2 separate regions of the Mus musculus genome follow, and region 2 is linked to region 1. The links are chromatin loops, found by intact Hi-C in ENCODE. Cell type or tissue: heart. All regions are shown on one strand. Links, peaks and the distances in the headings refer to the core of each region. The heading gives the core; the rest is flanking DNA. Region 1 overlaps Rp1l1 (retinitis pigmentosa 1 homolog like 1). Region 2 has its middle 19 kb from the start of Sox7.

Region 1 (2,916 bases), core at 224-2,723:
TCCAAAATCATTGAGTTAAATAGACATTTTTTTTGTAAGTGTTCTGCTTTAGATATTTTGTTATAGCAACACAAACCATTGGGGGTTATTAAATGTCTATTTACTCCTATGCCCTTTGAGCTAGGGACATAAATTCTTTTGACCATCTCTAGCTCGTTTGCCCTCTTACTTCTGATAACAGTTAAACAATAGGAAGCACCAGGAGGGGATCAGAAAGAAAGGAGAGAGAGTCTTTGCTGCCCCATTTCAAGCTCAGCCACAGCCCTTGGCCTTGACTGCATTTGTCTCCTCAAGTTCCTTGGATTCTTTAACTCTGGGGTACCTGACCCAATGGTGCCATTTCCTCTCCTGCTAGACAACTATGCAGCCAAAGCTTCCCACTGGCAGTGTCTCCTAAGCACATCCCTATAGGACACAGATTGAACTCAGAGCATTGAGCACTCTGCCTGTGTCTCTTCCCTAAACAATCTTCAGATAGTTAACCTTTGATGCTGACTCTCCCTGTCAGGGTGAACTCTGAAGCTTTGGGGCACTCAACACTGAACTACCTTGCAGTAACCACCCCAGACCCAGCCCAAGAAGTGGCCAGGAGAAAGTGATCTGACTGATGGGCCTCTCACTTTCACAGACCTCAAATATTGTCAGAGTCATCTGGGCTCCTCACATTCACCCTAGGGGTTGGGCATCAGGTCAATTACAGACTGAAAACCTCAGGAACCCGGTACCCAATGACCATTTATCCTTCCGCTCATGCATTCACTCAACAGACATTTCCCAACCACCAGCAATGTGCTACACTGCACTATGTGCTGGGGACTCTTGAATCCCTCCTGACCTGGTAGGACAAATAAACCAGATATGCCCACAGCTATACAGGATGGACTGGCTGGGGGATGAGAGAGGCAGAAACAAGTCACTGTGGGAATCAGGAAGACACGGACATAGAGGTGGGACTGAGTGAGTTTTTTGCCTTGTATGTTATGTGGAAGTAGCTATATAAATCCATTAACTGTGCTGAATAGCTACTGACTAGTGTCTAACTAGAGGAGAATCAGTAACTGTCAGTGCACTGGCATGTGAGAGGTGCCTCCTACTGTACATTATCCCCTGGGAAACATTATGCCATCATCCTCATACTAGGGTAGGGTACAGCCTTGAAGGTTGGGCAATTGCCTAGCAAATGTCAGGTACAGAGACTATTTCTCCAGCCTCTTCTGTATCCATATAGGACAGAAAACTGCTTCCATATAGTTCCAGGTAAGAAGAGGCTGAAGAATAATGTTCTAATGTTCTAGATGAGATATCTCTATCCCCAATAAAGTGTCATATAGTGTTACCCACTTTAAGCTGACCCTAAGCAGGAATTGTGAATATTTCCCAGTGTCTGCTGCCCATGGAGGCTACAGGTTGCTTCGGGTCACTCAGTAGACGGACGATGGGACTCCGAAGACTTGACTCTCCCAGGCCTCGCCCTGGTCTCCTCCTGGGCTCTGCCCCACCTCTGTCTCTTTCCTTCCTCACCGGGACTTGGCCTCTAGTGGCCTCAAGGGCGACCTCGACCACGGTGAGAAGCATGATGACAAAATGACAAAAACATTCTTGAGGAAATGAGGCTCTCTGCTCGGAGGCCACAGCGGTGTCAGAGTCACTCACTCTGCTGCCATGGAACCGTTCCAAGTGCTCCGGGCTGGTCCCCCTTCCTGTTTGGACTTCAAATTATTGTCCCCAGGGTGCAGAAGCTTTTGGGGTCCATGGTCCTTGGTTTTTACACACCAGGATGGCTGCCCACACTGTGCAGAAGCAGGCTAGGGAAGAAGCCATGTTACCATCCGAGAGCTGCCTCTGGCCTAGCCTCTGCCACTTAAGACCAGGGCACAGGGGAAAACATGGCACTTTGCCAGGCCACTGGTTTCTTCTGTTTGAGGGGGTTTCCCAGCCTCCTGGCCTCATAGGAACAGGAGAACAGGCTGAAATAACATGCCTAAGTATGCACAGACCCACACCTGGGTCTTGTTCCCAGCCCCATTTTGCAACACCACACTTTGCTCCAAAATTGTCATGGTGCCCAGCTGTGGTTGGCTGCTTCTAGACAGCCCACCTCCCCCAGATCCTGCTATCACCACTGTCACATCAAACAAGCTCCTTTCAGTGAGGTGACTGCCAGCCTCAACTTTACCCTGATGCATAAATGCATACCTTCCAAAGCTCTGACAGGGGGCTGGCCCTCCTTTTAGAGCTTCAGATGTCCCTAGAGCGAATGTCATGATGGGGTAACATGTGATTGCTGCCCAGCTATGCCCAGTGGATGACCCCAGTGAGTTCCAGCTCTGTTTGAAAAGTACAGACTGAAAGCTTGTAGCATCCCAGTGCTTGGGCCTTACCCCAAACACAAAAGCCCAGTGTTTGCAGGTAGAGTCTAGCAGTCCACAGCTGCAACAGCCTTAGGGGCCTCCCTCATCAGCTGCATTGCGTCTCCCTCCAGAATCTTCCTGAGCCTGGGGTTCTTGAATTTCCCCTGCATAATAGCTGCAGCTACCTCCTAGTTGGTAACTAATGGCTTCTGCTACAGGCCTTACAGTCATGGTTCTTTTGCCCTGGTTGTTTTGATTGTTTTTGTCTAGTGTATATATGATTAGTTGTGTGTGTGTGTGTATATACATGCATGTGTGAATGTATGCTATGGCACATATGTGGAGGTCAGAGGACAACTTAAAAGAGTCAGCTCTCTGTATAATGTGAGGTCCCGGGATCAAACTCAGGTTATCAGGGTTAGGTGCACGACCCGCTGAGCCATTTCACTGGCCCATCTTGATTTTTGAGACAGGCTCTTTTATGAGTACCAAGGACTTAGCAAATTGGTATGCTGGCTGCCCACCAAGCCTCAGGAATTCTCCAGTTTCCTTGAGATAACGTGCC
Region 2 (2,916 bases), core at 160-2,659, 49 kb before region 1:
GCTGAAGCCACACCCTACCCTGGCACCATGCATGAGCAAAAGTACTTTGGAATGCTGTTCTCACCAGGGTATGGCCAGGCAGGAAATCTGTGCTACATGGGAACAGACACACATACTCATGCACACAAATGCACACACACATATACAGACACACATGTATACATGCATCTACATAATACATATACATGCATTATACATATCCACACATGCATATGCACACAGGCACACAGATTATATAGATGCACATATATACATACCTGTACATGCAATATACATATACACAATGCATTACACATGTGTACATGAACACACATACATATAAACACATACATACACACATATATACAAACACACACATCTACATACATCTACATATAGACATGCATGCATTATACATATACACATGCATATTAACACACATATTATATAGATATACAATATACATATAATTTACACACATACATGTATGAATTATATGTGTGTACATGTACATATATACATGTGAGCGCACACACATATATACACATATAGATATAGGTGCACATATAAAACACATGCATACACACACACACACACACACACACACACACACACACACACACACATTCTCGGGTCACTAAATCTTGTTCTCTCATTGATCCCTTTGGGACAGGGGAGATCCGTTTCTATAAGCTCCATATGCAGTGGTGGATGCTGTCTACTGATATTTCACTATGTTCCTTCTAGATGTTTTTACAGTCAAAGTCTATGCTCACCCAAAGTCTCTTTAGAACGTTGAGATTCTTGATTTGGAAACATGCTGCTTTATTTCTGAACGGTTCTGGGGATTGAACTCAGAGCCTTGCACAGGTTGTGTGTGTGTGTGGTGGGGGGGGGGGGTCTTTACCCCTTAGTTACATCCCAGCTCTTAGAAACTGGCTATTTTGAGAGTGTGACAAATTTGTGATCTGCCTCCCTCCCCCTCTTCAGCTTATTCCCAGTGTTCCTGGAGCAGGCTGGGAACTTGCCTTTTAAATGAATAAACATGAGTTTGAATGTCTTCCTTATCGCTGTCTATACTTCTATGGTGAGTGAATACCCTGTGTTAAACCTGATGCAGGTTCTTTTCCATGTCGCTGCATCCCAGGATGCCCTGGGTTTGTTGAAGGAACAGGAACCAGGTCCCTGTTTCCTCTACTGCAGAGCCCTGGCAAGCACAGAGCCTTAACCACTTTTCCCAGCCTCCAGCTGAGTCTTCCCACTGGCACAGACTCCTCCAGGAGACTTCCTGAATGGTTCCCACCATCAAGAGGTTCTGGAGTTTTCCTGCCAGGACACAACACAATTGCCAGCAGCAAGTCAGTCTCGTTCAGAAATGCTGGAAAGGCCCATCTGGGCTCCAGGCCTAGGCCCTAGTGGCCGGGGCTGCAGGGATGCCCACTTTCAAGCTTGGACCACTGCCCTGAAGGGAAGTGACTGTGTGGAGCCTTGCAGGGTGAGTCAGTAACTTGGCCCTGATGTCCTGCAGTGCTGGGAATAAGCCTGAGCCAGGATGGCCAGGCTCAGCCTCTGACTTGTACTATCTTGCTTAACATGGAAACCTCTCTTCCTGGGAGGAGGGACCAAGGCCCTGGGGTTCCTGAGCCTGGAGGTGTCTCTGTTTTCTGTAAACCACATGGGGTACTTGTCCTGTGTGTCTCTCTGACAGTTGGACCGTGGCTTTGTAGGATGTGATTTTTCTTTCTTCCTTTCCTTTCTTTCCTTTCTTTCTTTCTTTCTTTCTTTCTTTCTTTCTTTCTTTCTTTCTTTCTTTCTTTCTTTCTTTCCTTCCTTCCTTCCTTCCTTCCTTCCTTCCTTCCTTCCTTCCTCTCTCTCTCTCTTTCTTTCTTTCTTTCTTTCTTCCTTTCTTTCTTCCTTTCTCTCTCCTCTCTCTCTCTCTCTCTTTCTTTCTCTCTCTCTCTCTCCTAGACACCTGCAGTAGTTTTGATAGAGGGCAGAGGAAAACATGTGAGTTAGAAAACAGTTGGTCTTCCAGACAGGTGCCCTGGACCATGAACTTGGAATATAGAATTCCCCAGTCACAAATCCTGCTCCCACTAGATCTAGTTCATCATCCAGCGTTCACAGGCCAATCTCTTCTCCATCTAACATGGGAGCAAGCCAGTGTCATGTGTCTGTTTCCCCTAAGTTCAAACATTCCCTCCTGGAGAAAAGAAGGTTCAGAAGGCTCATAAGACTCACAAGAAATGTCTAAGGGTTTTGATGCTCTCTTGGGGCTTCCCACAAACAGCACATCATTGCTGTGGAAGAGGAGACACTTCAGTGGTATAGCTGCCCACAAGTTGTGCAGGAGGCTCCAGTAACACAGCTTTCTAGCGTGGTCACTCATGCTAGAGTGACCTTTCCAGTGAAAAAGCTACCTCTGAGTCACCCATATGCCTGTACGTCACCCTTTGCCCGTATGTGCCTGTACTCACCAGTTCCAGGAAGCTCACCGGTTCACCTAACTTGAAATGGAATCATTTCTTTGGCCATTCAATGCTATTTCGATCTGGACTGATTAGAACGTCTCTCCAGAAATCCGTGCACTACCATGTAGCCTTGCTCAGCGTGTGGCTGCATATACCTCAGATATGCTTATCCTTCCCTCCAACCTCTCAGCTCCCAGACAGTTTCACCCCTGCTTACTATGTCTCTCTTGTTCTGAGTCCTGCTTCTGTGACCAGTATTCCCTCAGCTCTGCCACGTCATGGATCGAGTGGAAGGTATCAGAACTCCCTGAGATCTTCCTGTAGAGTGGGCTGTGACATCCAGGTTGGCTGATTGAGGGAAAGGAGTAGGTGGTCTGGTTTGGCCCCAGCAGATGGAGTATTAACCAAGGAGACAGAGCCAGGATTACTCAACATCTCTGGATCTGGTTTTCTCATCCATAAATGG

Evidence for each region. Hi-C counts contacts between places; a loop is a spot of excess contacts. Peaks named below come from ENCODE experiments on the same cell type or tissue, not always from the same donor. Only the 100,000 strongest peaks of a DNase experiment are listed, where the experiment ranks them.
Region 2: it touches region 1 in a loop (2.5-fold over the local background); 6 of 42 quality-filtered maps call a loop at or near these places.

The regions. Positions count from the first base shown.
Region 1 is chr14:64,010,272-64,013,187 of GRCm38, forward strand. All of the region lies in intron 1 of Rp1l1 (retinitis pigmentosa 1 homolog like 1), which reads left to right. Among named protein-coding and RNA genes, the nearest start is that of Rp1l1, 19 kb to the left of the region's middle. In heart, for the core only: no CTCF peak of the experiment used is centred there; a DNase peak (open chromatin) is centred at 1,570.
Region 2 is chr14:63,961,443-63,964,358 of GRCm38, forward strand. No RefSeq gene overlaps it. Among named protein-coding and RNA genes, the nearest start is that of Sox7, 19 kb to the left of the region's middle. In heart, for the core only: a CTCF peak has its summit at 1,394; a DNase peak (open chromatin) is centred at 1,459.